Regions from separate parts of the Mus musculus genome. Here regions 1, 2 and 3 are each linked to region 4. Evidence: chromatin loops called from intact Hi-C (ENCODE). Cell type or tissue: heart. All regions are shown on one strand.

What was found. Hi-C counts contacts between places; a loop is a spot of excess contacts. Peaks named below come from ENCODE experiments on the same cell type or tissue, not always from the same donor. Only the 100,000 strongest peaks of a DNase experiment are listed, where the experiment ranks them.
Region 1: a loop joins it to region 4, with 5 times the contacts of the local background. A loop is called at or near these places in 23 of 42 quality-filtered maps.
Region 2: a loop joins it to region 4, with 2.6 times the contacts of the local background. A loop is called at or near these places in 2 of 42 quality-filtered maps.
Region 3: a loop joins it to region 4, with 4 times the contacts of the local background. A loop is called at or near these places in 23 of 42 quality-filtered maps.

The regions. Positions count from the first base shown.
Region 1 is chr4:57,448,079-57,456,078 of GRCm38, reverse strand. It overlaps a transcript of Pakap not described here and the pseudogene Gm12539. Among named protein-coding and RNA genes, the nearest start is that of 1700042G15Rik, 88 kb to the right of the region's middle. In heart, a CTCF peak has its summit at 4,014 (motif pointing left); no DNase peak of the experiment used is centred here; H3K27ac peaks cover 389 bases.
Region 2 is chr4:57,531,116-57,539,115 of GRCm38, reverse strand. It overlaps a transcript of Pakap not described here. Among named protein-coding and RNA genes, the nearest start is that of Pakap, 33 kb to the left of the region's middle. RefSeq lists an enhancer at 1-2,716. In heart, a CTCF peak has its summit at 3,823 (motif pointing left); a DNase peak (open chromatin) is centred at 4,705; H3K27ac peaks cover 4,692 bases.
Region 3 is chr4:57,458,917-57,466,916 of GRCm38, reverse strand. It overlaps a transcript of Pakap not described here. Among named protein-coding and RNA genes, the nearest start is that of 1700042G15Rik, 99 kb to the right of the region's middle. In heart, a CTCF peak has its summit at 4,346 (motif pointing left); no DNase peak of the experiment used is centred here.
Region 4 is chr4:57,604,435-57,612,434 of GRCm38, reverse strand. The region is part of intron 2 of Pakap (paralemmin A kinase anchor protein); the gene reads right to left. Among named protein-coding and RNA genes, the nearest start is that of Gm52699, 14 kb to the left of the region's middle. In heart, a CTCF peak has its summit at 4,647 (motif pointing right); DNase peaks (open chromatin) are centred at 4,724, 4,874 and 6,034; H3K4me3 peaks cover 330 bases; H3K27ac peaks cover 1,588 bases.

The DNA.
Region 1 (8,000 bases), 160 kb after region 4:
TCCTCAGAAACTAGAAGCCAAGCTTCTCCAGATAAAGGAGCGACACCAGGAAGAGAAGAGGTTCCTGGAAAGCACGGATCCCTTTAACGGTGAACTTAAAAGGTTATACGGTCGAAGATGAGAGTAAACATGGCGAAAATTGCAGCTGATATTGCATGGGCGGAGGAACAGGCCTGCAGAAGGCGGGAGGAGAAGGGGAAAGGAGGCAGCAGAGCAAGCTGAGTGCAGTCAGAGCATCATCCCCGGGAAAGAGCAAGCGGAAAACAAAGCTGAGGAGGAGAAGGACAAAGTGCACAGCCGATGGATGGAGACAAAGAAGACACGCCTTGAAGAGACAGCTGAGAGCCAACAGAATGGGGAAGGCAGTCTACTCCTGAGGACAAGGAGAGGGGGTAGAGGGGTGATTGACAGCTCAGAGGGAGAGGGCCCAGTGATGGTAATACTGGCTCAGAGAGCAGCAACGTGACATAGGGGAGCCGCCCATAGACCCCATGCCAGAAGACAAGAAAAAGAAATAAGTGTGGCCTTATTTTATGTGTCCTAGAACTTTTTTAAATGGGAAAAGGGGGGATATTTTTGATGTTTTTTAAAAAGGTATTTAGGGGAGCCTCTTTTATGGAAATGGATATAAGGATAAAGGTCAAACTTATTGAATAGAAAAGATTAATTTTTTTATTAATCAGTTTGAATCTTATCTCTGTCTCTACATCGCTTAGACTGCCATCATTTAGAATAGCGAAAGGATCTCAATTGCCATGGAGACTCCCTAATTTAATTCCTTAATCTTCTTGAACATCATTCAGAGGACCAAGCCCTTCCCAGACATTAGCATCTGGGTGTCCATTAAGTGACTCAAACTTTCTTATTCTAAGCCCTACGTGCTTCTCCCTCCCAAGCCTAGTTCTTCTTTTAGTAAATAGCATTTTATTTGCCTACAGATTAAGCCAAAATGCCTTGGCCCCATTTATGAGACCTCTTCTACTATCATCAGAACCTGCCAAGGCCACCCCAAAACTACTCTACAATCTAGTTTTAGTTAGAGTTTCTATAGTTGTGATGAAACACCATGCCAAGCAACTTGGGAAGAATGGGCTTACTTGTCTTATAGTTCCATGTTTTAGTCCACTATTGAAGGAAGCTAGGACAGGAACTGGAAGGCAGGAGCTGAGGCAGAGGCTATGGAGATGCTCTGCTTACTGGCTTGCTCACTCTGGCTAGCTCAGCTTGCTGTCTTATAGAACCCAGAACCACCAGTGCAGGGATGGTCCCACCCACAACGGACTGGTCCCTCCCACATCAATCACTGATTAATAAAATGCCTTAAAGGCTTGCCTACAGCCCCATCTTATGGAAGCATTCTTTTTTGGAGAGGCATCTTTTTTTAACTTTTTGACTCTGTGAGTTTCACATCATGTAAGCGAATCCCACTCATCTTCCCATCCCTTCATATCTGCCCTCCATTTTTGCAACCTCCTCCTCAATCCCCAAAAAGGAAATAAAGAAGATTTTTTTTTAAAATCTTGTTATGGAAGCTGTAGTGTCTCACACAGCATACTCTTTTGTCTACACATCTTTACTTGCAAATGTTCATTGTAATGAGTCTGGTTCAAGGCTCTGGTTTCTGCTACTCTATCAATACTGGATCCTCTCTGGGACTCCTCTAAAATATTCTGTTGTTGCCTTGTGTCATGGGAATCCTGCATTTTTGTATCTGCAGGACTGATCCCTTCATATTCTCCAGCACTTCATAGATTGGGTAGCTGTTGGGGTGGGCCAACTCAAAGCCCCGGATCTAGACCTGGGTGGTAGCTGAGTTCACCAGCCTGCCAGATCTCCTGCATCCACATCACCAGTGTTTTTTCCTGAACTGACCAGGCTAGCTCACCTGATGCCTCAGCCTGCAAGGGGCAGGGCTAGCTCTCCCTCAGGGCTGGCCTCCTCTCACCCATGTCAACAGGGCCAGCTCTACTGCACTGCCCAGTGGCAGGGCAGGCTGCTCCCTCAAGTGCTGCAGCCAGAGGGGCAAGGAAGGGAGATGATCTCTCCCTCACCCATGCCTCCACACAACAGAGGAATTGCAGGGCCAACTCTCCTGTGCTCATATCCCCAGGGCCAGCTCACCCTGCCCCCAACACCAGGGTCAGCTCGACTGTGCCACCCAGGCAAGGTGCATGGCCTGCTCTCTTGAACGATGTATGGAAGCATTTTTAAATGACATTCCCTCCTCTAAATGACTTCAGCTTATGTCAAGTTGACATACACTAAGCAGCACAGCACACAAGCACATCACTGTTGAGCCACAACCTTTCTTGTCCCATTCACCCCCAAGATCACACGTTACTACGAACATTACAATATAAAACATTTCAAGCTTTAAAAATCCCAATCTTTAAAATTTCATACAAAAAGGTCGAAGTCTCCTTTTTTCTTTTTTCTTTTTTCTTTTTTTTTTTTTTTTTTTTTTTGGTTTTGGTTTTGGTTTTTCGAGACAGGGTTTCTCTGTGCAGCCCTGGCTATTCTGGAACTCACTCTGTAGACCAGGCTGGCCTCGAACTCAGAAATCCGCCTGCCTCTGCCTTCCAAGTGCTGGGATTAAAGGTGTGAGCCACCACACCCGGCAAGGTTGAAGTCTCTTAAAATACCCAAATTCTGTTTTGAAATCCAAAGAATTTGTAAAATTCCAAAATTTCTTTAAAAGTTAAAAATCTCTCAACTATGGGCTGCTGTAAAATAATAAGTATCTTAAATGCTTTCTTACTCCAAAGAGGAAGAACCAGGAGGGCAGCTACAACCTCAACAAAGCAAAACCAAACTCCAACTGTGTAAATAACAAAATGTCTAATGGGCTCAGGTCACTTCTCTGGCTCTACAGCACACACAGCTTGTCTTCTGAGCTCAGGCCGGCTCCACTCCACCGCTGCAGCTCTTCTTGATGATCATCCTATGGTATTGGCATCTCCAAATGCTGGGGTCTTCCGCTGCAATTGGGTTTCACCAATTCCGCTGCAATTGGGTTTCACCAATAACCTCTCCTGGGCTTGCTTCATGGTGCCAAGCCTTAGCTGCTCTCCGTGACCCCTCTATGCCTTCACCAACAATACCGCCTGGTTGAGTCTTGCACATTACAAAGTTCAGCTGCCAGCATGAAGGCCAACCTTGGCTGTGTCTGAGACAAAGCTTATCATCTTAATGATGTTGGTCTCTTACTCAGAGCTGAGTCTTCAGCCCCAGCTCATCCATATCCATTGTCCCAGCAAACCACGGGTTTGTGTTTCTGGTATCTTGTTAACCACAGCAGATTCTTCAGCCCCAGCTAACCAGAACTACAGAGTCTTCAGGCAAATGACCTGGTAGAGTCTTTGCATTCCTCTGCAACCTCACAAGCCAGGCCTCCATGTTCGGCACGGCTCTCAACAGTCTTACCATCCAAGCTCCTACAGAATAGCCCAGAGCTCTCAACACTCAATGGCTTTTCTAGCCCAAAGTTCCAAAGTCCTTCCACAACCCTCCAAAACAACATAGTCAGGCCTATCACAGCAACTTCCCATGATTCTGATACCAATTTCTGTTTCTTTTAGGGTTGCTACTGTGGTGATGAAACACCATGGACAAAGCAATCTGAGGCAGGAAAGGGTTTACTTAGCTTACGCTTCCACATCTTAGTCCATCATTAAAGGAAGTCAGGGCAGAGACTCAAGCAGGGAAGGGACCTAGAGGCCTGGGAGGAGTGCTGCTTCCTGGCTTGTCCTCCTGGCTTGCTCAGCCTGCTTTCTTATAGAACCAAGACCATCAGCCCAGAGGTAGTACCACCTTCCTCCCCTGGGCCCTCCTCCATCAGTCACTAATTAAGAAAATGCCCTACAGGCTTGCCTACAGCCCAATCTTATGAAGGCATTTTCTCACATGAAAGTCCCTTCCTTTGAGATTACTTTAGCTTGTAGCGTAAAACTAGCCAGCACAAAGCTCAGTCTTTTATGACAGTCCAAGTGTGACCCTTTGCGGTGACCTCTACTGCCACCTCCTGGTTGCCAGATAGTGTCACTTATATTCTGACTTCCTGAGACCCACAGAAAATTGCTGGTGAACAGGCTGAGCTCTGCATCTAGAATTAGTCCTGTTCATGGGCGACTCCAAACTGTCAGTCCCCTGCCCCCCATCCCAGTCCCCTAAAATCTATTTGGTGCACTAACTCCCCTGATAGGTCAACTTCCCTCTCCCTCTTTCTGCCCATTTCTTCCTACTTGGATTCACTTACTCCTCCCAAGACCCTTGGTTGATCACAAAGACACACACACACACACACACACACACATACACACACGCACACCATGCTAAGCCACTGGCTAATTTTTCACAAGCAACAAACACTTTCTTCTCAACTCAGAGATGCAATGGTTTAGAAAACACGAGCATTCTCCTTTCCTCAAGAAAAAAAAAAAGTGGGAGAAGGAATAAAGAAATCTATCATAGTATTTCACAGCCCAGATGAAAGGCCCCAGCTAGTGGGTAAAGCAGGGAAGAGTCAAGAATTTCGAATGACAAATGTCTGAGTTTTTTCCTAAAGCTGAAGTCGTCTCAGAGTGTTGGAAAAAAAAACTGTGTGAGTGGTGGGCTGTTGCGCGCGCCCAACAGGCCAGGAAGAACGACGCTGCTACAGGATCCTTCTGCACACATTTATTCAGTCCTGTTTCTTCTTTCTCCATATATCTCCCTTGTTTATATCTTCCTTGTTTATATCTCCCTTGTTTTTATATCTCCCTTGTTTTTATATCTCCCCTGTTTATATCTCCCTTGTTTTTATATCTCCCTTGTTTTTATATCTCCCTTGTTTTTATATCTCCCTTGTTTATATCTCCCTTGTTTTTATATCTCCCTTGTTTATATATCTCCCCTGTTTATATCTCCCCTGTTTATATCTCCCTTGTTTATATATCTCCCTTGTTTTTATATCTCCCTTGTTTTTATATCTCCCTTGTTTATATATCTCCCTTGTTTTTATATCTCCCCCGAACCCTGGGCCTCTCACTCTTTTATACTCTCAGTTCCCATCCACGCACAGCAGGCCACGCCACCTCACCAGGCACGCAGCTTCAGCTAATCAGGGCAGCAGGGGCAAATCTCCACCAAATTGGATTCACCTGTATCCTGGTACACCTGCGCAGCACTCAAGATGTTTGTGTCTTATATGAGGAAGTCAGGTGCAAGTCATATGACTTAGCTGCAGTCCCTGGCGCCTTTGGGACTGCCGCCACACCCGCTCCCCACAATTCCCCCTTTTTTCTTTTTTGGCAGAGAGAATGTCTGTAGAAAGCCCCCCGCAGCCATGCCCCTTACCCGTCCTTGGGTGACAAACAGCATTGGTTTGATCCCTGTCTTAGGTTGGTGACATGCCCAGGGAGTCTTATCACTGACTACCTCTCAATCATGCCAAGCCACTCCTGGGGAGATTGTGTTTTGCTTGCAGCAGGTGCATCAAAAGGCCAGGATGTTACTTAACCTATGGCCAGATCTTAATTGCTGCAAGCAAGCCTCATGGGTGAAGGTAGAGGTCTGATCCCCAGTGTGCAAGCATAGGGGCCCTACACAAAACCATCCCTTAGGCTCATCACCCAGAGAGGTCTTGGCCAGCTCCTGTGTCGTTTTTCCTGGGGGAAGGGAACTAGGACACTGAACCTTCATGCAATCAGACGTGCCTTCCACAGGATGCCAACAGCAAGCTATCCTCTGTGCAGTGCTTAGCCTCGCAACCCATGGCATAACGCAGCATAATTTCTTTTAGAGCGGCAAACCGAATCTGAGGAGATTGTCCCGCCTCCACTGCAGCAAAAGCCTACGCTACCATGGCGAAAGTGCGGACCCGCACACTCTGCACCTAACACATGTGCCAAACACAAAACACACACACACTATAACAAGCATACATCCCAGGGCTCTCATCCCTGCTCATCTTCCCTGAAGCAAGGGATAGATAGCCAGAGGGGCTATCTCTTTAAGGGAAATTCAGGGATCAAAAAGCGTGGAAAAATTTGAATGTCATGTCGAGCTGGTATTGGCGCTTCTGGAACACCGAAAGGATCTCTCATCTCGGCTCCATCCTTTGTGCTTGTGGGATCATCCACCACATCCACAGGGGCAACTGGATCAGGAGCCTCATTCTTGTAGCGTCTCACCAATCTCTCCGGCACCCAAAGAGGTTCCGTCTGGTCCATGAACTTACCCTGCCGGCAACCACTGACTGCTGAAAGTTCTGAACTCGGTGGGGGAGTCGGTTCCCCGTACAGGCCACCAATTGTCGCGTCCGCTCTCGACCAGCAAGAACGATGCGACCACCAGTCCTTCTAACAGCAGTTTATTCAGTCTTCATCTCTCTTCTTTCTCTTCATCAGTACCTTTCCCCAGCTGAAGAGTTCTGAATCCACGCCGGATCCTTCTCAACAGTCTGTTTTATGGGAACCTTTATTAACCCCTTCTTCCCTGTGATGCAGTTCTGAATCCTCCCTGTAGCAGGGGGTCTTCGCTCGTGACTGAAGATGTTTCTTTTCCCGGGTTTCCTCGTCCCAGGTCTTCTTGTCCCAGGTCTTCTCGTCTCATCCCGGGTCTCAGCACCAACTCTTGCGCGCGCCCAACAGGCCAGGAAGAACGACGCTGCTACAGGATCCTTCTGCACACATTTATTCAGTCCTGTTTCTTCTTTCTCCATATATCTCCCTTGTTTATATCTTCCTTGTTTATATCTCCCTTGTTTTTATATCTCCCTTGTTTTTATATCTCCCCTGTTTATATCTCCCTTGTTTTTATATCTCCCTTGTTTTTATATCTCCCTTGTTTTTATATCTCCCTTGTTTATATCTCCCTTGTTTTTATATCTCCCTTGTTTATATATCTCCCCTGTTTATATCTCCCCTGTTTATATCTCCCTTGTTTATATATCTCCCTTGTTTTTATATCTCCCTTGTTTATATATCTCCCTTGTTTTTATATCTCCCCCGAACCCTGGGCCTCTCACTCTTTTATACTCTCAGTTCCCATCCACGCACAGCAGGCCACGCCACCTCACCAGGCACGCAGCTTCAGCTAATCAGGGCAGCAGGGGCAAATCTCCACCAAATTGGATTCACCTGTATCCTGGTACACCTGCGCAGCACTCAAGATGTTTGTGTCTTATATGAGGAAGTCAGGTGCAAGTCATATGACTTAGCTGCAGTCCCTGGCGCCTTTGGGACTGCCGCCACACCCGCTCCCCACAGTGGGCCACAGGGAAGCCAGCCTGGAGACCCTGAGGTTTCCTTCCACTCGCTGACATCTATTTTACAGAGACTTCATTTTTTCAATGCCCAAGCTTCCAGCCACAAGACAGTGTAATCTGAATAGAGACACAGGTATTTATTGACTCTGTTCTAAGTCAGCAGCATATCAGCTTGAAGAGCTTTGGAAGGGACTAGTCAGCTCATAAAACTAAGTGTTTGACCATGTGATCTGGAAAATAAGCTGGAGAAATGAGAAGAGCTGAAGACCCAACTTTCTCTCATCAACAGCGGTGTGTTAGCAATGGCAACCTGCCACTGTGTCAGCAATATCATCCTGTCATTGTAGAACCAGACTTGAGTTCTCAACTCAGAGACCACAGCACGGTTGACTACATCCTACCATCCCTACCGCCATAGCTTTGGCCCAGTTACCACCAAGTCTCAGCCACCTCAGGGTGTAGTGGCCTCCTAGCTGTGCCGGGATATTCTCCTTTGTCCACAAGTTAGATTGTGTGGCCTTTCTGCTTAAACTTTCCTTTGACCAAAGTGGCTTGGGGACGGGGAGTGGCTGAGGAGATGGCTTGTCCCATAAGCATGGGAACTGAGATCAAATTCCTGACAGACACATAAATAGTCAGATGTGCCCATATGCACCTATAATCCCAGCACTGGAGAATTGGGGGCAGAAGGATCTGTGGACCTGCTGACCAGCCTTCCTTGCCAATGAACTTGAGGTTCAGTGAGAGGCTGAGT
Region 2 (8,000 bases), 73 kb after region 4:
GCTTAGGGTTCAGTTCTAGGTGACTCCACAGTAGCTCTGCTACGGTGGGTGTGTATTAATCCCCTATGCCTACGTTTCATCTACAAAATGCAAATTAGAACTAATATTATCAAATAAGGTTGATGTGAGGGGAGAGACTGTATTCCTAAAATAGAGCCGAATCCATCCATCCCCCTTCAGCAACCTGGAGCTAGCAGCTATGCATCTCTCTATTGGGCTAGCCGGGGTAGTCAGCATGAGGCCCAGAGGCTGCTTACAGTAGAAAGCAGCTATGAATTCTGCCCAACAAAAAAATTGTACGCTTACTTAAAATTTTTTGAGTTTTTTTTTTTTTAGTAACTTTGTAAAGGGTATTATTATGTCACATGTTCAAAGGTTAGACATTCCTTCTTTGGGTAGAATTCTTTTTAGGTTTGAGGACACTTCGGCAGGGTTCTCACAGTTATTCATCAATAATAATTAATATTTTCTTCCATTAACTCTGACTTTAAATTTGAATTAAATGATTAAGTGTGAATGCATAGGACCACACACATCTATTTTATAGCTTATATATTGCTCCATGTTTCTGCTTCTACACTGTACTGGGTGACTATCTTGATGAAGTGGGGGACACATTCCTCCACACTCTCCACGGAGCTATCTGGCCATTGTCTCTAAGTGGCCCTCTCAGCCTGTTGGCATCCCAAATCCATTATCAGGGAGCAGATCCTAGAACAAGAGGCTAAGTAGTTAGAAGTTACTGGGATTCAGATCCCAGGGGGTTGACAGGGTCATCTGTTCCCTGCTAGGGACACTGGAAGTGGCTATCATTCCCTTGTACCTAAGTGAGATCTCCATATAAGGGAAGGCCAAGCAGGCCTGTGAAGCTGCCTGAAGTGTTTCCTGAGGCTGTGTAGCCTCCAGACGGAGGGAGGGAGGGAGCGGCACCCTGGCAAGGATTCCAGCACACTTCATCTAATCCCAGCCATAACAAAGCATCAATTGTTCCTCCAGAGCACCGAGCTTCTTGAGATGGTCAAAGCCTTCCTTCTATCTTTTTACTAGCTGGGGGCAGTTGGCTTTCTTGCACTGTTTTGGATGGAGTCACAACACAAATAAACTGCATTCTGGCCTCAAACCCAAAACTAGAGTACAGTGTGGTCACTGCCAGGGCAATTTAGGGGGCCATGTAAATCAAATGCAGAAGCCAGGAGCCCAACAGCTGCCCCTGGAAGGCTCCTGAGAGGAAGGCTTTATTGTTGGTCACTTTCCCCTCAGAGTGTTTACTGCTCACAATCCAAAGACTTTCGCCTGTTTTTCTTTCTTTTTAATTGTTGCTAAAAATCTAGTAGCTGAGGATAAGAAGATGGTTTGGTGGCAAAATCTCACAGAAACGTGAGGACCTGAGTTCAGAATTCCCAACATCTACATAAAAAGCCAAGTGAGCAGAGAGTTTGTAATCCCAGTTCTGGGAGAGGTAGAGACAGGAGGATTCCTCCTGCTTGGTGGCCAAACTGCCTAGCCACATTGGCAAGCTCCAGGCCAGCCAGGCAGGGATCCTATCTCAAAAACTAAGGTGGAGACATCTGTTGAATGGGATACCTGACATTGACCTTGGGCCCTCTCACACGTGCTCACAAGTATGAACACATGTCCATTGTAAAATGATCTACCAGCTGAATAACGCGTTGGACATCTAAGTGGGACTGAGGCTGGGAAAGGTGTGAGCAATTTATACTCTGCCATTCCCCTCTTGCCCTCCCTTGAGATCAAGTGTGTGTATGACATGTGTGTGCTTGCATACACACACCATAACATACATACATACATACATACATACATATACCCACAGAGACACTCACATCCCATAATACACACACGTGAGAGGGAGGGAGAGAGAGAGACAGAGACAGAGACCAGAGGTGACTTCAGAGGTTCAGGAAGGAGAGAATGAGGACAGCATCCCCTCAGCCAAGAAATTATGTCTAAGAAGAAGTGAGAAGTGTGGACTATGTGTTCCATCCATGGGCATGGCAGTGTGCACATGATATGAACCTTCGATCCTCTTGAGTCTCGAACTCAAACCTTTCCCTGAGGACCAGAGCAGGTAGCACCCCTGGGTCCTGATGCAAACCTTCTATTCTCTCCAACTCAAAACTCAGAACCTTTTACCGAAGACTACGTGGCAGGTAGCAGCATCCCAGAGACTGTGAGGTCCTGACATTACTATGGGAACACTGGCCATTCTCAGAACATTCCTGGAGTCTATCACTAGATTGCAGCAAGTGGCTCTAAGGCATGATGAAGCTCTGTGGGGAAGAGGGAGACTCCAACCACAATTTCCTCGATTTATCTCCACTGAGGTGATAACACGGTGACCTGTGAGCTTAGCTCCTCTTACCTTCAAAGTCCTTATGAATTTATAAGCGGCACAGTCTAGCAGAGACCCCCCACCAACCTGCTGACAACCTTCTGCTTCAAAGCAGAAAGATGCTGAGGCAGAGCTATGAGAAGACTGTCCAACTGCGCCGTGATACTGTGACTGGCAAGGCTGTTCTTCATCCTGGTGATTGTCTGGACTGTGAGAAACACGTTCTGTGCATTGGCCTTTATCATGATTCCTATTCCGATTATTCTTAGGAACTTGAAATGGCTTTAATTTTTAGGTAGAAATTGCAGTCTTTGCTCTTTAAAGCCTGCACTATTTCTCCCATCATCGATGCACACTTTCCCCTCTTGTTACACTCTGAGGGAAATTTAAATTATTTTTTCCAATAATGATTTAATGCCAGTGCTCAGCTTCACTGTTATTTACCGTCTAGTCAGAATTTTACTTTCTCCTGGGTTTCTGGAGTTCAGAGTTAAGAGTCCATTTTGCAATTCTATTGTGCCTTGCCTATGTTTTACCCCCAGCCCTATGTTCCTGTGGTTTTCTATTTCTGCTTTGATAAAGACACAAACTAGGACACAAACTAAAGAACACACTCACAGATCAAGGACGGTAAAGAATATACTTTGTCATGTGCTGGAACTATTCAGTAATCGTTGCTGAGTTTTTATGACAAGCAATATGCTAACGCTTGATGTTGGGGACAGAAATGCAAACAAGATTTGTCTCTGATTGTCAAAGTGCGTGTGTGTAAATGTGTATGCAGTTACACATTGAGAATGTCATGATCAGGGGCTGGGGAGATGGCTCGGTTGGGGAAGCGCTTGTTCTGTAAGCATGAGGACCTGAGTTCGGATCCCTAAGCATCCACGTGCAAAACTGAACCAAGCTGCACTCTTTGTAACTACAGCCCTGGAGAGGTGGAGACAGGTAGTTCCCCAGGACCTATTGACCAGCCAACCCAGCCCAGCCCAGTTCCAGGCTAATTCCAAGGAAAGTCGGAGAGTCTGTTTCAAAACAAACAAACAAACAAACAAAAAACAAACAGCAACAAAAAGGTGTCCAGGGTCTGAGGGGTGACACACAAAAATAACCTCTGGCCTCCACCTGCATGTGCACAAACACATGCATGCACATGTACAAAGGAACACATATGTACAACAACTACATGTTAAGAGTAAGGTGATGTAGCTCAGTGGGAGAGCGTTCGCCTGATAAGCTTCAGTCCCTGAGTTCAAGTCTCAAACCTGGGGGAAATCTCTACCATTAATAATCATAATCGTGATACAAGGTAGAAAGTGTTAATTTTCATTAAAAAGGCTTAAATCTTGGGAGCTAGGGAGATGGCTCAGAGGTGACTAGCATTGACTGCTCTTCCAAAGGACCCAAGTTCAATTCCCGGCAAGGATATGGTGGCTTATAACCATCTATAATGAGTTCTGGTGCCCCCTTCTGGTCTGCAGGCACACATGCAGGCAGAATATATACATAATAAATATAAACATAATAAATTAAACCTTTTTGTAAAAGGCTTAAATCTCAAAAGCTATTGAGAATGCTCTGCATTTCAGTTTGTTTCCTCCTTGCTTATACAATCGATATCTGCAGCACATTTTCTACTCGATCTAAGAAGAGTAGTCACTTTCACAGTTTTGTTTTTCAATGTAATTCTTTAAATAAAGTAAGTGCTCCCTAGCCTGCCCCTCAGCAGCCACGCTCAGGATGGGGCTGGCCCTTTTGACGCCCATCTTTCACATCTGCGGAGCATCTGGAGGTGTGATGACCCCACGGCCATCGCTGGAGGACAGGTGAAGGGACAGCTATTACCCAGGCAGCAGATTCACTGCAGCTTGGATTCTTTGAGTCCCTTGACTCAACCTATGTGAAAAACAACTCCAGGAGCGTGTAGACTCTTGTGTCATAGAACCAGAGGAGTACAGACACTTGTGTTACAGAGCTTACTCCTTAGACCCATCTATCCGCCAAGTGGACGGGACCACATTTCCTAACGTGTGTTTATGGGAGAGGAGAAAAGATACCCCCTTTGCTTTGCTCTTTTTTTGCCGGCGGGGGGGGGGGCGCATCTCTAAAGCTGGTGGATAGAGAAATGAGGGTGGAGGGGACCAACATGTTGGCTGTCTTACAGGGAAGTAGCTGTGTCAGCACAGGAGACAGAAGGCATCCCCCTTTCCTGCCTCTCTCTACCCCTCCCACCTTGCCTCCAGCTCTGCCGTTCCCTCCAGGAGATCACGGGCTCTGGGACACTGTGTTTTCCACTCAGTTCAGGGCTCTGAGTCTTTCTGAGAAGTTGGATGAGCTACAGCAGGGCTGCGCTCCAGACATCCTTCCTCTGTTGTCCACAGATGCTTTCTAATCTTCCTTATCCCAAGTATGACAAGCATAAATCAAAAATAGAAGCAAAGCTACCCGAGCGAGGGCTCAGCATATGGTTATGTGGTCTGGGTCAAAGGACTATATAATCCTGCATTCATATTACAAACGCCCTGTAAAGCTGAGACGTAACAAGCCCAGTGGAAATGGTCAAGGTCTGTGGGAGACCCTATAGAACAAAGACAAGTGATGACATCGCGTGCTAAGGGAGAAGAGCAGACTTAGTCGCTGGAACTCAGATGTTTATTCTTTCATTGAGTACTGAAAGCGTGCTAAGCCTTGTCCTAGGTGCCAAAGGTGAGGATAGAAATGTAAGCAAGAAAGGGTTCTTGCTTTCGAAATAAATGTGTGCCTGTGGTGTGTATGTGTTTTTAAACTGCACACAAACGGACTGGAAAGATGGTTCAGGGCGTAAGCTGCATAAGAGTGAGACGTGAGATGTGAGTTTAGATTCCCTAGCCCCCTTGGAAAGAGCTGGTTGTGGTAGTGAGTCCCTCTAACGCCAGCAACTGGGGAGCAGAAACAGGTGTATCCCCAGGACTTGCTGGGCAGCCAGCCTAGGCAATTGGTGAGTTCCAGGTCAACTAAGGAGACACCCTGCCCCCCCCCCAAAAAGAAAAAGATGGAGAATGACCATAAAGGGCATATGACTTTAACCTCTACCTTCTCCAGGTTAATGTGCAGATGAACACACCCTCCCTCACTCACAAACACTCACTCTTACTGTATACATATGCACGCACACACTAACAACTACCTACTGTATACACGTGCACGCACACACTGACAGCTACCTACGATGCGATGCAAAACGTGTGCATTTCCTTAAGAAGGTCTTCAAACTTCCCAGTGGCTCACTTGAACTTAGAGAAAGGCATTGGACTTTTGTCATTGTCATTGTTTGCCTGTGATGGATGTCCCTCTCCCAACAGAACTCAATAGGAAGGTACAGATACGATGTTTTGAGTAAGTGACAAGGAATTGAATATCTGAGTCTTTCCACCACATTTCTTCACTCACAAAAAATTGGTGCACATTGGGTTTTAGAACTCAGCCTAAATGATAAGACTGCGCAGGACAAACAACAGTGTTAAGCCTGGGGAGACTGCTCAGTCTGTAGAGTTCCTGCCATGCAGGCACAAGAATCTGGGTTCCAATCCCCAGAATCCATGTAAAAGCCACGAACAGTATGCTCCTGTAACCCCAGCACTGGGGGGCAGCGTCAGGCCCAGCCATGAACCTCATTGGCCAGCCAGTGTTGCTGAATCAGAGTCTCAAACATACAGGGGAACAGTGATACAGGAAGCACGCCCACTTCAACTGCTGGCCTCCGTATGCATATGCAATCTATATGCATATGTACTCACATACACCCATGTACACACCTACACTAGCAATCACAATTCAAAGAGTGCTAATCATTAAAAAATGATAAATCAAATTTCATTTCAATTAAAATTTCTGCCCTTCAAAAGGTAACACTATAATAGGAAGTATGTAAAATGGGAGGCCTGGACAAAATATACATTATGTATAATTATATATATATATATATATATATATATATATATATATATACACACACATATTACATATCTATCCATATACTATGTGTAACATAGTAACATAGCATGTATAACATATATAGAAAGATGGTGTCTTTGTTTGTTTTCCTGTTGTTTTGATAACATAATCTGACAAAAGCAACTCAAAGGAGAAGGGTTTATTCTGGCTCACAGATCATGAACACATTCCATCATGGGGAGGGCATGCAGGTGACAAGGCTTGAGGGAGCCGGTCACAACACATCTGAAGTCAGGAAGCAGAAAGCACCAGGTGATCATGCTTAGCTCACGGTCTCCTTGTTAGACAATCTAGGACACGAACCTAGGGAATGGTGCTGCCCACTTTCAGCATGGGCCCTCCCACCTTATTTAACTTAATCAATATCATTCCTCACAGGCATGCGCAGAGGTTAACTAGTCCCTCCCTGATATGCCTGGAGATCTGTGATTCCAAATCCTTGACAACATAATAATCCTCTCCAACAAATGAAGAAGAAAAGATGTAGATCTGTCAAAGGACTCCTATTTAAAAGACATCATTGAAAGACACTGCACTGATTCTTGCAGGCAAAATGGTTTGGCAGATAAAGGTGCTTGCCATCAAACTTGAGCATCTGAGTTCAATTCCTAGACTCATGTAATGAAAAAACAAAACTGACTCCCTAAAGTTCTCTGGCTTCTGGACAAAGGTTGTGGTATGTGTGCATGTGTGTGTGTGTGTGCACACACACTAAGTTTTAAAAAGAATGTACCCATGCTAAAAAGCAGATGACACTGTGTTCAACATTAGGACTCAGCAGTAAACTATAAGAGTTAAAAACGACAGTGAGGAGTGGGGACATGTATGGCACTTGTACAGCATGCACAAGGCCCTGGGTGTGATCTTTGGTGTTGGGGTGTGGAGAACCCACAGGAGTGAGGTGTATTTCAAGTTTTCCAGAATGATTAGAACAGAAACAAACTCACTGAGCAGAACCAACTGTCTTCAGGCTTATGGAATAAGAGATAGTGAGAGTGTAGAAGAATACCAGCACTTGGAAAAGATGTCCCTCGATGATGTACCTAGGAGCGGGGAAAACAATATTTACAGAAAGATGTGCTAGAGAACATTCAAAGCAGCTCTATTCAAAATAATTTCGGGCCAGGCAGTGGTGGCCCATGCCTTTAATCCCAGCACTCGGGAGGCAGAGGCAGGCATATTTCTGAGTTCGAGGCCAGCCTGGTCTACAGAGTGAGTTCCAGGACAACCAGGGCTACACAGAGAAACCCTGTCTCAAAAACAAAACAAAACAAAAAAATCCCAGGCAGGAACCAACCTCAAGATGGATCAAATGAAGTAGGATAGAGTTCCCATACTGGAGAGGACTCAGCCATGTACAAGTGGGAGATGTGTGGTTCTCTGTGACATCACTATGTGCTATGTACTAGTGAGAAAAGGGTGGTCTCTATAACATCACTATGTAATAGTGAGAGATGGGTGGTCTCTATGACATCATCCTGAGTGATCCTGTTTTGAATCATCAGATTCAAAACATTGTGCTTCCTGATTCTAGAACAATGACCAAGTCAGAACAATGAAACAGTCCTACAGGAACTTACCTAGGCTTACAAGGCATATCCTGGATTTACACTACAGCTACAGAGTGTAGGTAGCTGCCACAGTCCTGCAGAAT
Region 3 (8,000 bases), 150 kb after region 4:
CTATTGAGTGCTCATATCATGACTGCCCTCCAAAAGATCCAACAAGCAGCTAAAAAGAGTCAGATGTAGATATTTGCACCCAACCAATGGACAGAAGCAGCTGACCCCTGTTGTTGAATTAGGGAAGGCTGAAAGAAGCTGAGGAGAAGGACAATTCTGTAGGAGGACCAGCAGTCTCAATGAATCTGGACCCCCGAGATCTCTCAAACAATGGACCACCAAACAGACAGCATACACCAGCTGATATGAGCCCCCCCCCTCAACACACATACAGTAGAGGACTTCTGGGTCTGTGTTCATTCAGAGATGATGCACCTAACCCTCAAGAGACTTGTTCTTATATACTGCATTAGAACTGACGGATGGAGCCTTGTGTGCTGTCACATACCTTTAATTCCCTATTCAGCAGGCAGATCTCATGAATTCCAGGCCAGCCTGTTCTATGTGGCAAGTTTCAGACCAGCAGGCGTGAACATGAAACCATATCTCAACAGACACAAACAAAACTGGTGACTAGAATGTAAGGTCTAAACCTTGCCCAAGAGACCAAGATGCTGAAGGCAAACAGCTCGGTGTCTCCACTGGAGGAAGGATTTTTCCAACCTAATAATGACACATTTAATTACTATGTGGTCAAAAGGAAAAAGGGTGCTAAAAATAATAAACACAATATCAGTGATGGCCGGGCAGAGACCAAGGAACACTTTCCTAATTTAGAGATTTGTCTCATTATCAAAGTGCCCAGTTAGCACCTAGTCCACTGATACAAAGGCACTCAAATTGTTAATTGATTTAATGTCTTAAATATTTGCACATATCTTCTGAAAGAAAAGTCCAAGCACATTAGTGTCTTTTAATTACAAATAAAACATGAGGTGTTTTTAAAAAGTCCTGGGCTTATATTATTTCATTAAATTTAAACACTAATTCTTTTATTTGGAATATAAAAATGAATTTCCCCCCAATTTTCCTCCTTCAAATATTTTTTATAAATTCATAACTATTTATTTAAAATACATATGGCCTACTGAGGATGGTTATAGCTTAGTGGTAAAACACTTATCTAGCATGTGGAAAGCCCTGGGTTCATAAAATACTTACAAATAAACGTACCATAAAATACATTTGTCTAAAAGAAACAAGCAAGGCAGGATTAGAGCAAAGCCCGCATGGAACAGGAAGTAGTCAAGGTTTTTCTATAAGATACTGCCCATGTAAATATATTTACATAATTTTAAATATTAAATATTCTTACCAATCCCTTACATGAAGGAACTTGTTATGTGCCCTAGAATTCTGATTAGAGTCCCAAGGGACCATACTTTGAAGTCAGTCTGCATGCCCAACATAAAGGGACAGCAATTCTGCCCCACCCATTGTTCAGCAAACATGTTTATTAGTTTCCAGGATCTTTTCTCATTCTTGCCACAGATCAACAAAATGCCTCATTGACTAAAAAAAGTTACAATATATAATTGAAAGTTACGAGTCAAAGAAAAAGTAATTAACGCTGCTGTGGTTTGTATATGAAGTGTCCCCCAGTGTTGAAAGATTCCAGTGTTGAAAGCTGGATTCCCAAGTGACAGGTTTAGGGGCAGTGAATAGATCGTGAACCTTCAGAAGCTGATGTCCTGGGGAAACTAATGAACAGCATTAATAATCTAAGGCTAATAAAATAGAAAACAATAACATATGAAGACTAAAACACAAGCTATCCCTGTAGATCCTTAAAGCATTAAAAAGATAAAGGGCTATCATAAGAAACTTTGTCAGTTAACATAACAACCTAAATTATGTGGAAATTTTCCTTCGAAAAAGTGATTTGCTCACCCTAGCACAAAATCAGAATACGTAGCATTGAAAATCTTTTATCAATCAAGGCAATCTGGACCATGTCACTAGTGAGCTCTGCTGAGCATTTTGTCAGAAACCATGATGCCCTCTCTTAAACCCTCCAGGAAATAGGGAGCACTCACACTTCTACCTGAGAGCACTGAGACCATCATTGCTCTCTCACCAAAGCCTGATAAGAGTATTTCAAAAACAACCCATCACAGACCACCTCTCTCGTGAGCATAATCAAAAACATAACTCAACAACCTATTAGTACAGAAGACCATATTGTAAGGTCTAGAAAAATACATTTAACAGATGTAATACTTACTTGAAATTTATAAAAACAAAAACCCCCATCAGCAAACATAACAAGAAGAAAACATCTTGAATTTGAGCCTTTTTAAAGACATCTATGTGTGGCAGGATATTTAATCACATTGTGAACCCTGACATCATGAAATGGAAAAAGCTATTTCTTGTTGTAGTGTGGCTCAGCCCTAGCACACACCTTTAACCCAAGTGCTTTCTGGAAATGAGAGCTAGATAAAGTCAACAATATGTCAAGACATGGAGAAAGCAGCCACGTGGCAGGAGTGAACATAAGGAAACCCAGGAAGGAGAAAGGAGGGACTTTGAGTTGAAGGGTATGTCAGACAGTGTGGAGAAGGAGAAAGAGCCTTTTCCTTCTGGGACATTGGTGGAGTAAGAAGGTCAGCTGGGTGCTTTCTCTGCCTCTCTGAGCTAGCAGGCTTTCACCATAGCTTCTGGCTCTGGGGTCTTCATTTGGTAAATTAAATGGTTGGGATTTTGTTTTGAAAACAACATTTATGAGAGATGGAAAGGTGGATCAGCACTTAAGAGTACATATTGCTCTTGTGGAGGATCTAAGCTCAGTTCCTAGCACCCCACAGAATGGCTCACAATTGCCCAACTCCAGCTCCAGGAGACAGATACCTTTTTGCCTTCTTGGGCACCTGCATTCACACATGTGCATACCCACATGTAGACACATACGCATACATACAATTAAAAATTAAAATAAATCTTTTTAAATAAAGTCTGTTAAAATATCTACAACTAAAATCATACTATGGTACAAAGCAAAAATCCTGTAGCCCCCAAATGTATACCTATGTATAAGCTTACATTGTAGCTGGGTTTTTTTTTTCCTTCAGTAATAAATTGGTTCTCATCTGGAACCAGGCAACCCCTTGTATATGCTATTCTACTTCAAAGATTGTTAAACCTGGGCATGAAAACCAGCAGAGATAGAAACACACAGAATATCAAGAAGGGCCCCAAGCTACGACCTACAACATCAAGGTATATCCCTCAGATCCAATGAGGATGGATTGTGGTGAGACCTGGTCTTACTACTGTGGACACAGAGACATCAACAAAAGGAAAGTAGCCATTGCATATAATGCCTTCACTTGAAATCATAGCATTCTTAAGATGGCTTCAGATCCTAAAACCACCATCCCACACAACACATCTCCTTGAAAATGTTGCTTGACCCAACAATTCTCCCGCAGACAAAATTAAAGAGACGAGATAGTGGAGAGACACGGCTCACCTGCAGAGTACCAGCACAGCATGCTCAAGGCCCCAGGCGGAAGTTCCACAGGTCTCTCTTTCATATGTTCCACCTTTTTCCCAAACCACTATCCCTACATTACTCATCTCAATCATATATAATTAGTCTTCTACTGTAGTCTACCTAAAAGTCTGGATTTTGACTGGTCTCTTAATGACAACATCCTATCTCCGATGACATAAAGCAAGATGTTCCCTTTTGAATGAGGCTGTTGTGAACCTTCCTACTATATAGCAAACCAAATTGTCCTCTATAAACCAATGCCAGCCTTATAAACAGATTAGAAGTGAGTCACTGGCTTGTCTCTTTAAAGATTTTTTTAAAGATTTATTTATTATTATATGTAAGTACACTGTAGCTGTCTTCAGACACACCAAAAGAGGGTGGCAGATCTCATTACGGATGGTTGTGAGCCACCATGTGGTTGCTGGGATTTGAACTCAGGACCTTTGGAAGAGCAATCGGCGCTCTTAACCAGTGAGCCATCTCACCAGCCCCCTCTTTAAAGATTGTTAAACAGATATGTGATTCGGTTACTTAAAAAGAAAGCCATCACTTTAAGAACCAAACAGAAAAAGAGCCCTAATGACTCTACACGTGTTACCTCATTCCCTTATATTTTGCAGCTAATTTATTCTAAACCATGACTGTCTTATTTCAGGTGTTTAAAATGTTTTAGTTAGTTGGTTAGTTGGTCAGTTGGCTGATTTTCTAGTTAGTTGGTTTTCTTGAGATTAAAAACTCACTGTACCAAACCCTCTGAGGTAGAATTTTGGGCCTGGATCATCCATGTTTTCCTGTAGTAGACAAAATCCTAAAGCATTCCTTCAGTTATTGAACCCTCATGAACCCTCAGATCACGTCTCATGCCAGTAGAATGGAACTCCAGTTCCAGGGGGATCTCATGCCCTCTTCTGGCTTCTGAGGGAACTGCACATACATGGTACACAGACAAAACACCCACAAACATAAAATAAAAATAAATAAATGTTTTGACGAAAGGATGGACCATCTAGTGATTGCCATATGCAGGGATCCATCCCATAATCAGCTTCCAAATGCTGACACCATTGCATACACTAGCAAGATTTCGCTGAAAGGACCCAGATATAGCTCTCTCTTGTGAGACTATGCCAGGGCCTAGCAAACACAGAAGTGGATAATCACAGTCAGCTATTGGATGGGTCACACGGCCCCCAATGGAGGAGCTAGAGAAATTACCCAAGGAGCTAAAGGGAACTGCAATCCTATAGGTGGAACAACAATATGAACTAACCAGTACCCGGGAGCTCTTGTCTTTAGCTGCATATGTATCAAAAGATGGCCTAGTCGGCCATCACTGCAAAGAGAGGCCCATTGGACTTGCAAACTTTATATGCCCCAGTACAGGGGAACGCCAGGGCCAAAAAGTGGGAGTGGGTGGGTAGGGGGTTGGGGGGGTGGGTATGGGGGACCTTTGGGATAGCATTGAAAATGTAAATGAGGAAAATACCTAATTAAAAAAAAACTGGGGAGAGAAGTGAAATTGGCTGCAATCATCTACTGTGGAAGAAGTGTGTGTGTGTGTGTGTGTGTGTGTGTGTGTGTGTGTGTGATCTCATCTCTGCATTCAAGGCAGAAAAAGAATTATATTCTTATAGAGTATTTCATTCCTTCACCTGAGCCTGTATCTTTCTCTTCCATAAAACACACATACACACAAATTGAACGCTATTTTTACAAGTTGAGGTCATCATCTAAACCACAATCTATAAACATGTGATCTCAAACCCACACATAAGTGTTAGTCTTCTACCTTCATCAAGGAGACCACTGTAGAAAACCACAGCCAATCAAAATGTGACACTATAGAACCCAGTTCTAAAGTATGTACCTACAAAACACTCTGCACCTAAAGGTCAGGCGACATTGCAGAAGAGGGACAGCAAGATAGTAAGAGCCTGATGATCAGTTTGCTGTGAGATTGTGACTCCTAATAAAAGTCTCACCAATATGAGTACCCAAACATAAGCTGTATAAGGATGGCACCAACAGACTTGCCAAAGTGAACAGGGAAAGGCCCATGAGGCCTTAATCATACATAAAGAATTACAGGCAACTAAGGAAAGTGGGAGAGGTGGCCTTTCCCAGGGAAGAGCACACCAATTGATTGTCTGGTGCCAAAAGATTAGCCCTGAAACATACATATAAGTATGTATGTCTTAGTTAGGGTTTCTATTGCTGTGAAGAGACACCATGAGCATGGTAGCTCTTATAAAAAGAAACATTTAATTGGGACTGTCTTATAGTTTCAGAGGTCCAGTTCATTATCATCATGGCAGGAAACATGGCAGCATGTGGGCAGACATGATGCTGGAGATGGAGCTGAGAGTTCTACACCTGAATCCACAGGCAGCAGGAAGAAAGAGTAACACTAGGCCTGCCTTAAGCTTCTGAGACCTCAAAGCCCGCCCCCACAGTGACACACTTCCTCCAATGAGGCCAGACCTACTCCACAAGGCCACACCTCCTAAAAGTGTCACTCCCTGTGTGCCAATCATTCAAACATGTGAATCTATGGGGGCCATTCCTATTCTAACCACCACAAGTAATATTGTATTTAGGAGTATATGTATGTAAGATGCAGACATAGCAACTAGTGAAAACAAAGAGATTATAAATTCAAAGGAGAGGCATATGAGAGGATTTAGAGGGAGGGAAAGGAAGGAAGAAATGTAATTAAGTTGTAATCTCAAAAATAAAATGAAAAATAAAGACCTCTAATATTCTTTAAAAGATACGTTGGGGTTGGGGTAGTGGGGATGCAAAGATCTCTCAGTGGTTAAGAGCCCTCGCTGCTCTTCTAGAGCACCTGAGTTTGGTTTCCAGCATCCGTGTCAAGCAGGTCACAACCACCTGCAATTTCAGCTCCATAGAATCCTACACCCTCTCTGGCTGATGCATATGCATATGCCACACATACGGCATATACTCACTCAAAGAAGTATGCATGAAATAAATCTCTAACAATAAATAAACAGGGGCTTAAGGTGTGGTTCAGTGGTTGCAGAGAAGAAGGGTTCAGCCCCCAGCACACATATCAGGCAGCTCAAAAGTGCCCGCAACTCCAGTTCTAGAGAATCAGATGCCTTCCTCTGGACTCCATTTCCTCCGCTGGACACACATAGTACACAACATACAGACAATTGGGCGTGCCTACACACGTACATACACACACATGCAAATCACACTAAATTAAAAGATAATTTGGGTTGGGGATAAATCTCAGTAGTCAGATGTTTGCCTAGTATTTAAGAGGCCCTAAATTCAATATCCAGCACTACAAAATAATAACCATGAAAGAAAATATAAAGTAGTTTGCTGAAATCTATAACTCAAGAAGCTACTGGAAACAACTGAAAAATAAAGCCATTTTCCTAAAACATCTTCACTTAAGGGCATTTATTTTATGTATATTAATGTGTAATTGTTTGCTTTAATGTGAGCATTTTATCTGCATTTTATACAAAAAGGGCTTTTTTATTGTTAGTCTTGAAGTTGCTAAGTAGCCCAGGACAGCCTCACACTCTCCATCCTTCCAACTCAGGCTTCCAAATGCTGGAATGGTAGGATGCAGTACTAGTCCTGTAAAGTGTTTCTTAATGGAACAACATATTTTTCATCAGAAATAAAGTATGTGTGAGTAATAATCATGGATTACGCAGTCTTGCTTAAAGCGGATTCACATCTTTGCCAAGTGTTAAATATTTAAAGTCGTATCGCTTATGTAATGGAGTACTATTCATCAAACAAAGGAAGTTCTGGGACATCCCTCGGCTTCAGGATCATTATGACAAGAAGAAGCCAGCCACAAGCCATCAGACGGTTTCATTGTTTGATAGGAAACACACTAAGTCAAGAAATACAAAGGGATAAAAACAGATTTAGTGGCTGTTGAGGGCTGGGAAATTGGAGGGGTGAGAGGAAGGAGTGCGGGTACTTTAGGGTAGTTGAAGTATTCATTATTGACAGCACTGAATGTGTAGCTTTTTAAAATTTCATTTTAATTTTAATTTATTTTTTACACTTCATATTCCATTCCCCACCCCACCCCCAACCACCCTCCAACTGCTCCACATCACACACCTCCTCCCCACCCCACCCCATCGCCACTTGGATGCCTCCACCCACCCCCCCACCCCACCTGACCTCTAAACTCCCTGGGTCCTCCAGTCTCTTGAGGGTTAGGTGCATCATCTCTGAATGAACACAGACCCAGAAGTCCTCTGCTGTGTATGTGTTGGGGGCCTCATATCAGCTGGTGTGTGCTGTTTGGTGGTCCAGTGTTTGAGAGATCTCAGGGGTCCAATTGAGATTGCTGGTCCTCCTACAGGATTGTCCTCCACAGCTTCTTCCAGTCTTCCCTAATTCAACAACAGGGGTCAGCTGCTTCTGTCCATTGCTGGGTGCAAATATCTGCATCTGACTCTTTCAGCTGCTTATTGGGTCTTTCAGAAGGAAAGACCCAATAAAGTGCATATTCTCACTCATGTATGGAAGGTGAAAACACTTGACCAGATGGAAGTAA
Region 4 (8,000 bases):
TAGAAAATGAAAGGCTAAGCCAGGGTAAGGACTGCCCCCAAATTCTAGAATTATCTGTGAGTGTTATAACTAGAAGTCAACTACTCTGTTGAGGTCTAAATCTGGAGCTGTTTGGAAGCATTTGCCCCCACATGGGTTCAGGGTAAGGTCCCTCTGACCATCTCCAGTCAGAGGTGTATCTACAGAGGGATTATAGATGCTGCTCTGGGTGTAGACCCAGGCGCAGTCAATGCTTTTGGCTTTATCCGTCCTGCTCCGAATATTCCCCTTCTTCAGAGGCTACCCAGCATCTCAAAAGGCAGCTTCCAGCACTGACGTTAGAACAAAGCTGCCTGTGGATTCTGACCAAAGCTCACCAAAGGGAGCCGCTGCTATGTATGCGCTTGTGACCTGGGAAGTTTGGAAGCCGAGTCTAACAACATTTGATTAATCTCATGCACCAGACAGGCAGAGGAAGCTGAGCACAGAGAGGAGGGGAGGGGGGAGGAGCGAGAGGAAGAGGAATAGAGGGGCAGAGAGAGAAAGATGGACAGAAAAATTTCTAGTGACTTTTTGGAGCTTACATCATACACAGCCACGTTTGTTTCTGGTTCTGGGAAACAGCCTGGTGTCTTCACAATGACGCCCCTCTTCTTGTCAGGCTGGCCCACGCTGGGCTCCACTTCTTAGAACCTCTGGCTCCCGCTAATACATTTCTCATGTAACACACGCAACCGTGCGTCTGGTATTATTTTACCCTTCAAATCTAATTAGCCCCACAAGCAGAGGCTGGATAAGGAAAAGGCGCCCAGGTCTCGAAGGAAAAACATTAACTTATGAAAAACTATTTTTTTCATTGAGAAAAAAAAAATCACATGCCTTTGGTCCTGAAGTGCCTCTGTAAGCAATGGAATCTGGGATGACTGCGTTTTTTGACACACACAGAAAGGATCATTTTACAAAGTCCTTCCAAGATTGGTAGAGTCACGTGGTCCAGAGAGGCACTGGAAACAGCTGGGCCGCAGGCCTGGGGCAAGCCTAGACAGATCCCTGCTTTATGGGTTCCCTAGTCCGTTTCTAATCAGAGAGCCCAGAAAAAGCACCACTGAGATCTGTATCTACAGCCCTTGAATTCATACCAGAGTATCTTTTCCACAGTATTGCGAAGCCTGTGACACCAGAGCCATGCCTTCTATATCCACATTCTTGTCATTAGTACTTTACCAACAAAAATAAGCCTTTCCATGTTTGTTGAGTGAATGCATGAAAGCCTAAGCAGTCCATGAACAATCCTAAGTGAGACGAAACAGGAGCTGAGTTACATGGGGCTGTGCCGAAGAGGGCCTCTGCCGTGGGTTGGTTATACCTGGTGTCACTTGAGAGCTCATGAGGCTGCCATTTCCCTTGATGATGGTACGTGTTGGAGACAGACCCTGTGTCTGACTTGAAAAGAAGGAGCAGTTCTAAAACAATCTGAAACTTTGGGCACTGAAATAGACTCAGGCACTTGAGTGAAATTGGAATACTCTGTAGGTAGGAGATCCTGGGGTGGTCAAGAACCAACTAGGGCAAACTTTGGCAAGCAACTCCTGAAGCCAGTGAGTTTCAGTAGTCATTGTCAACTTGAGGGGACCTAGAGTCACCTAGACGGTGGGTGCGGCACACCTGTGTGTCTGTGAGAACATTCCATATCACCTTGGATACAAATGGCACCATTCCATGCCCTGGAGGATAGGGTAAACTAAAACTGAGGGAAGAGGAGATAGCCAGCCTTCCCCCTTCTCCACTTCCTGTCCCACTGTGATGATCAAAGCTGCTTGGTTACGCCTCCCCATCATGATGGACGGGCACCTATGAAACCAGAACCCAAAGAGCTCCCTTCTCCTGTAAATTGTTCATTTTGTTCTAAGTATGACTGTGAAAATTCCAGAGCTAGAGGGTCTAACCCACGGCCTGAGGCCTGGGACAGCTTGTGTGGCTGTGTCACACAAAATAAACATATAATGCAATCTGTGGGCTGTTGTATACCCTTGGTTTAATGTGCAGCCAATGACAATTTTTTTGTCCAATGGCGTCGTAGAGAAGCCCAAAGGAACTCCAGACCCTGCTTTATCGTCTCACAACCCAGCATAGACCTTATGTCAGTTATGCATGTGGCATAGAAGTTTACCACAGTTACATAATGTCCCGCACATGTTGTGGTGGTTCCAATAGGTTTGGCTCGCAGAGAGTCGTGCGTTTGAATGCTTGGTCACAGGGAGTGGCACGATTAGGAAATGTGGCCTTGTTAGAGGAAGGGCATTATGACTCTGTAGGTGGCTTTGATGTCTCATATATATTCAGTTCTGGCCAATGTGGCATAGTCCCCTTCTGCTGCCTGTGGATCAAGATGGAGAACTCTCAGCTCCTCATCCAGTGTCATGCCTGCCTGGATGCTGCCATGCTTCCCATCGTGATGATAATGGACGGAACCTCTGAAACTGTAAGCCAGTCCCAATTACATGTCGTCCTTTATAAAAGTTGCCTTGGTCATGGTGTCTTCACAGCAATAAAACCCTAAGACATATGCCAATCGCATTAAATGGATCCCAAGTCTTTATTTTACACCCAATTCCAAACTAAACATACTTTAATCATTTTTAATCATAGTGGGTTAGAGAAGAGCATTTTCATGAAAGTATATATAAACTAAATTTTCCAATCTCCTCCCTCTTTTTTGAGACAGGGTCTCATTATTCAGCCTTGACTGGCCTGAAATTTGCTGTGTAGGTTGGCCTCAAACTAATAGCTATCCACCTGCCTCTGCTTCCCCGGTGCTGAGGTTAAAGGTATGTACCACACTGGGCTAATCCCTTTCTTGATCCACAGGCTCTGACTTTGACTTTAGGTTTAAAAGAACTAATCTTTTGGTGGTTTGTGGTCTCACACAGAACACCAAAGAAGTCAAGACTGTCTGTTCTAATTTATAACCATTGATCGCTGCAGGAACATTGTTTGGAGAAAGAAAAGAGGGCCCCAAAGATGAACATACACAGCACACGTATGTGATCCAGTTGTTGAGAGGGAGAGAGGGGGCCAGAGGGAAGGAGCAAGGAACTCTTAGAGCCAGCAGCTTCCAGTGAGGTATGTAGAGGCGTGGCCACTGAAACCTATGCCCCTCCAGCCGTGCAGGTTTGTCTGTGATCATGGAAAAGAGAGCGGTGGAGATAGAGGATCAGGTTATCAGGGACCCTGTCACCTGACCCTCGAGCCTGGAGAAGAAGGGTCTTCTCTTGTTTCCCAAATAGCTAACAGGATATTAGAGGAACTTGGCAGGTGCCCCTGGAATCAATTTGTTGTTGAAGTTTATTGCTTAAAACACAAACAAACTTATTTCTCACCAGAATTACTGAAATGTGGAAGCTTCTGTGAAATTTTCTTCAAGGTGAGTTTTAAATGTATTACATGCCTTGGCTAACTTAGTATGAGTGAATAACTTGGAATTGTGGGATTCATGGCAACTATCTAGCATTGATTGCTCTGTCTCTTTCTCTCTCTCTCTCTCTCTCTCTCTCTCTCTCTCTCTCTCTCTCTCTCTCTTTCTCTCTCTCTCTCTTTCTCTCTCTCTCTCTCTCTCCAGGGCTTTTAAATGATGTGTCCCAGAAAATGTTCCCCAGGAATTGCCATCATTGTCAGGAGAAGCCAGAAAAGTCGGTTACTAACACACGTTTGCCTCTCAGTTCTAAAACACGGTGTGATTAGTTTTCTGACATTAGGACTCATGATGGGTGCCTTCCTTGCCAATCTTAACTGTCTCAGACTTGTATACCTGTACACGCGTGTATGGCAGTGTGCGTCATATGCATCACAGTGCATGTATGGTGGTCAGAGGACAACCTCGAGTATCAGCCCTTGGCGTCTACCTTGTTCGGACACAGGGTCTCTTGCTGTTCTGTGTGTTACTAGGCTAGCTGGCCTGCAAGCCATCAGGGTGTTCCCTGCCTCTGCCTTCCATCCTGACACAGAAACACCACACCCAGTTTTACATGGGGCCAGGTCCTCGCGTGTGGGCATCAAGTGCTTTACCCACTGAACTCTCTCCCCAGCCCAAACTCAAGGTTTAATGACAATAGCAAGCCTGTCACTGTGAACCATCCATATCTGTGCCCTATTCTGAAAGCACCAAAGTGTACCACCCATGCATGCTTTGGGGTCTTTGAGTTTTCCCATCCAGGGCTCTAAATTTAGAAAATAATACAGGTAATCAAAGATTTGCATTAAAACACAAAACAAAACAAAATCCACAAGCTCAGAAACATGAACAAAATCAACATTTAGTTAAATGAGTTCTTGGGTAGTCACTACCTGGCTAAAAATAAATAGACCAGGCCAGCATTTCCAGAGGCCTCTTCAGGTGTGGTGCCAAAGTCAGCATGTCTCCCTCCACTTGACAGGAGCCCTGACAGCAGCGTTCTGTGTTATAACTCTTCATAGGCCCTCAGGTTACAGGATGCTGTCGCTCACAGTCATTATTTGCACCATTAAAAGACTGGGCAGTAAATAGTCTCTGAAAGCCTTATTTATACTTCTCCCATTTTTATAGCAGCCCAGTTAAGAAGCACTCATTAGCGTGTTTTAATATGCCTTCTCATCCCGACAAAATATGAGGAATGCGGTTAAGAAACTTCATCCACGAGGGGGCGCCACATCCCTTTATGTTCTTCTCAGCGGGGAAGCCAACCCTTCTCTGGCCTGGTTCCCAGTGAGGCTACCAAGACACAGGCTGTGTGGGAAATCCACTGAATGACTTCGTTACCTTATTGCACATCACAAAATGGGCTCGTCGGCTTAAATTCAATCCAGAAAGGTTGCCAAAATTCTCGAGCAGCTGCTTCCAAGAGCGAACCTGTGTGTCAACGACTTTTCCACTAAGAACCAAAGTCCGTGAAATTGAGGGATGGGGGGTGGCGAGAACATTTGGAATGGACAAAGGGCCCTGTTTCCAACCCGAAATGAAACACAGCTGGCTTACAGCTGTGCTACCTCCTTCACCGCACATGGAGTCAAGTCGCAACACAGAATGAAGCTTTCTGTGATGGCCTCTGAGCCTCCCCTGCCAGCCACCGGCTACTCGCTTCCTGTATTCCCTTTGATACACACGGACTGTGTATACTCGGGTCCAGTTCATCAGGGAGACGGGTTTCTCCCTAAGTCCCTCATCCACCTCTACACTCTGGCTTCTGATTTTTGTGGGTTTTTTTTTTTTCCAGATCTTTAAGCCATGAAGACATCTGAACTCTTCAATCACAGAAGGTTAAGATTTTAAAATTATACTTGCTTTCTCTGTGATTTATAACTATTTATATTTTCCCACCCTGACAGTTCTCTGCACTGGACCAAGCCTGGGTGCCAAGTGTGCACCAGAGCAGGACATTAAGGTTATGCACAGCGCGTTTCTACTTTAAAACCAGCCTCACATCATGCCAAAAGGCCAGGGACCGCACCCGAGTGTCAAGCAGCCACACAAGTCCCAACTGGGGTGTTTTCACATTTTAAATGCTCACTGCAATTCAAATCTTAACCATAGACTTATAAGCTTAACTTATATTAGTTAAGGGAGCTCTGTACTGCATGTCACTTTGTTCAAATCATTTTACGTTCCTCAGGTTTGTTCTTAACATACTGATTTACCGATTTGGACAGTTCAATTTGAGTGAAGGCATCTATCCGAATGCAGCTAAGACAAGACTGTAAGGTCCATAGTTTGGATCCTATTCATTCTTTGGAAGAGTGGGAAGTACTCCCCTCCGGGCAAACCGGTCTAGTTTTAGACTTGGTACAAAGTGTAGGACAGTCCTGAGAATGTGGGCTTCTGAGTCAGCTAGCATCAGGATCAGGAAGTGGCTTTGGAACTGTCCTTACTCTCTAATGACACTCCCATGTGACAACCCCTCTGACCTCATGAGAAAAGTCTCATTCCCTGGTCCTTTCAACTCTTCTCTGTAACTGATCTTTTGGTCACTTTCCCATATCAGCTGGTGACTTCATCTGTTGGTTCATAGAATCCACATGAAGTGCTGCCGCTATCACCCCGGGTGACTCACACAAGTCCTGTTGCCATGACTCCCTGACAACTCATTTCTGATAGCTTCCATCCCCACACTCCTCATCCACCTACACTCAAGGCCAAACTCTAACCTCTCCTCACGAATGAAATGTCCCAATGCAGCAGCCCAGACCCCAGCCAGGTTCTCATCCTTCCATGTCTCTCACTAGCTCGTGCTCACCACATCTTTGCTTGGACCCCATCCTCAACTTCTTTTTCTCCTGATCTATCAACAGCTCTTCCAGTTTCCCTTCACATCTTTTCAGCTAAGATCATGTGGATCAGTAGCCTCAACAAGTCTCATCCTACACCATTAACAAACTTTTAGCTTCCTTCTGCCTATGGTCAGCTGACAAAAGTCCCAAATCAGGGTTAATCCCATCCTTCGTCCCCAAGATCAAATACCTTGATGTAAGTACCAACTACATGCGTAGGGTCTTCTATCTCAGCCAGGCCGCCAATGCAGTCCTGGAACCTTTGTATCAACTCTCCAGAGTCAGTGAAAGACACATCTAGTCCAACTCAAGCTTATGCTTAATATCCATAGAAACTCAACATAGATTGTGTTGTTTATAAATAAAGACTATTAGCCATTTATCTGCGTTCTGTTGCTTCTTGACCTCTGAGGGACCATCCCCATCAATAGCTGTCACCTCTTTCTCTCATTTAAGAATTTAGAGTCTTCTTTCTTTCTTTCTTTCTTTCTTTCTTTCTTTCTTTCTTTCTTTCTTTCTTTCTCTCTCTCTCTCTTTCTTTCTTTCTTTCTCTCTCTCTCTCCTTCTCTCTCTCTCTTTCTTTCTTTCTTTCTTTCTTTCTTTCTTTCTTCCTTCTTTCCTTTCTTTCTTTCTTTCTTTTTCCTCCCTCCCTCCCTCCCTTCCTTCCTTCCTTTTCCCCTTCTTCTTCTTCCCCCTCCCCTCTCTCTCCCCTTTCCCTTCCTTCTCCTCCTCCTCTTCCTTTCTTCTTCTCCTCCTCCTCCTCCTCCTCCTCCTCCTCCTTCTTCTTCTTCTTCTTCTTCTTCTACTTCTTCTTCTTCTTCCTCCTCCTCCTCCTCCTCTTCCTCTTCCTCTTCTTCTTCCTCTTCTTCTTGTTCTTCTTCTTGTTCTTCTTGTTCTTGTTCTTCTTGTTCTTTCTTCTTCTTGTTCTTCTTCTTGTTCTTCTTCTTGTTCTTCTTCTTCTTCTTCTTCTTCTTCTTCTTCTTCTTCTTCTTCTTCTTCTTCTTCTTCTTCTTCTTCTTCTTCTTCTTCTTTTCAAGACAGAGTTTATCTGTGTTTCCTAGCTGTCCTCAAACTCAGAGATCCTCCTGTCTCTGCCTCCTGACTGCTGGGATTAAAGTATGCACCGCCAACCAACTGACCTCAGAGACTTTCTCTACATAAAGAATCCATGTACACCCTATGTCCTTGAGAGCCTTGGCTTTCTTCTTTGCTTTACAGCCACGATACTTAGAAAGGCAAATGCTTCACTTGACATTCCCACTTCCTCTCAGCTCAGCTGTATACCCACCTGTCTACCAGAGCTTGCTTGTCCATTCTTCTCATGGCTGCCAGTCACTTTCCAGTTGGTATGTTCAATGGATGCTTTCCAGACTTGTCTAGTTACTGTCAACTCTGCTTGGCATCATGTATTGCTCCCTGCTTCTTGAAAAGTCCTTTCCTCTTCTCTAACCACTCCCCTTCTGCCTACTGATTTCTCTCCTACCCTCTGGCTGCCTCATGCCTTAAATGTGGGTTGTCAGACTGACTTACGTTCTCCATTCTTTCCCTGGATAGCACCATTCAGTTAGTCACATGGCTGTGGTTCCCAAACCAGGTCACACTCCTGTCTTATGTGTTTCTATATCCTTTTGCCACACCAGGCACCTCATCCGTGTGTTTAAAAGATACACTGGTATCAGTACATCCATACTAAGGTTATTCTTTTCCCTCATATGTGTTCA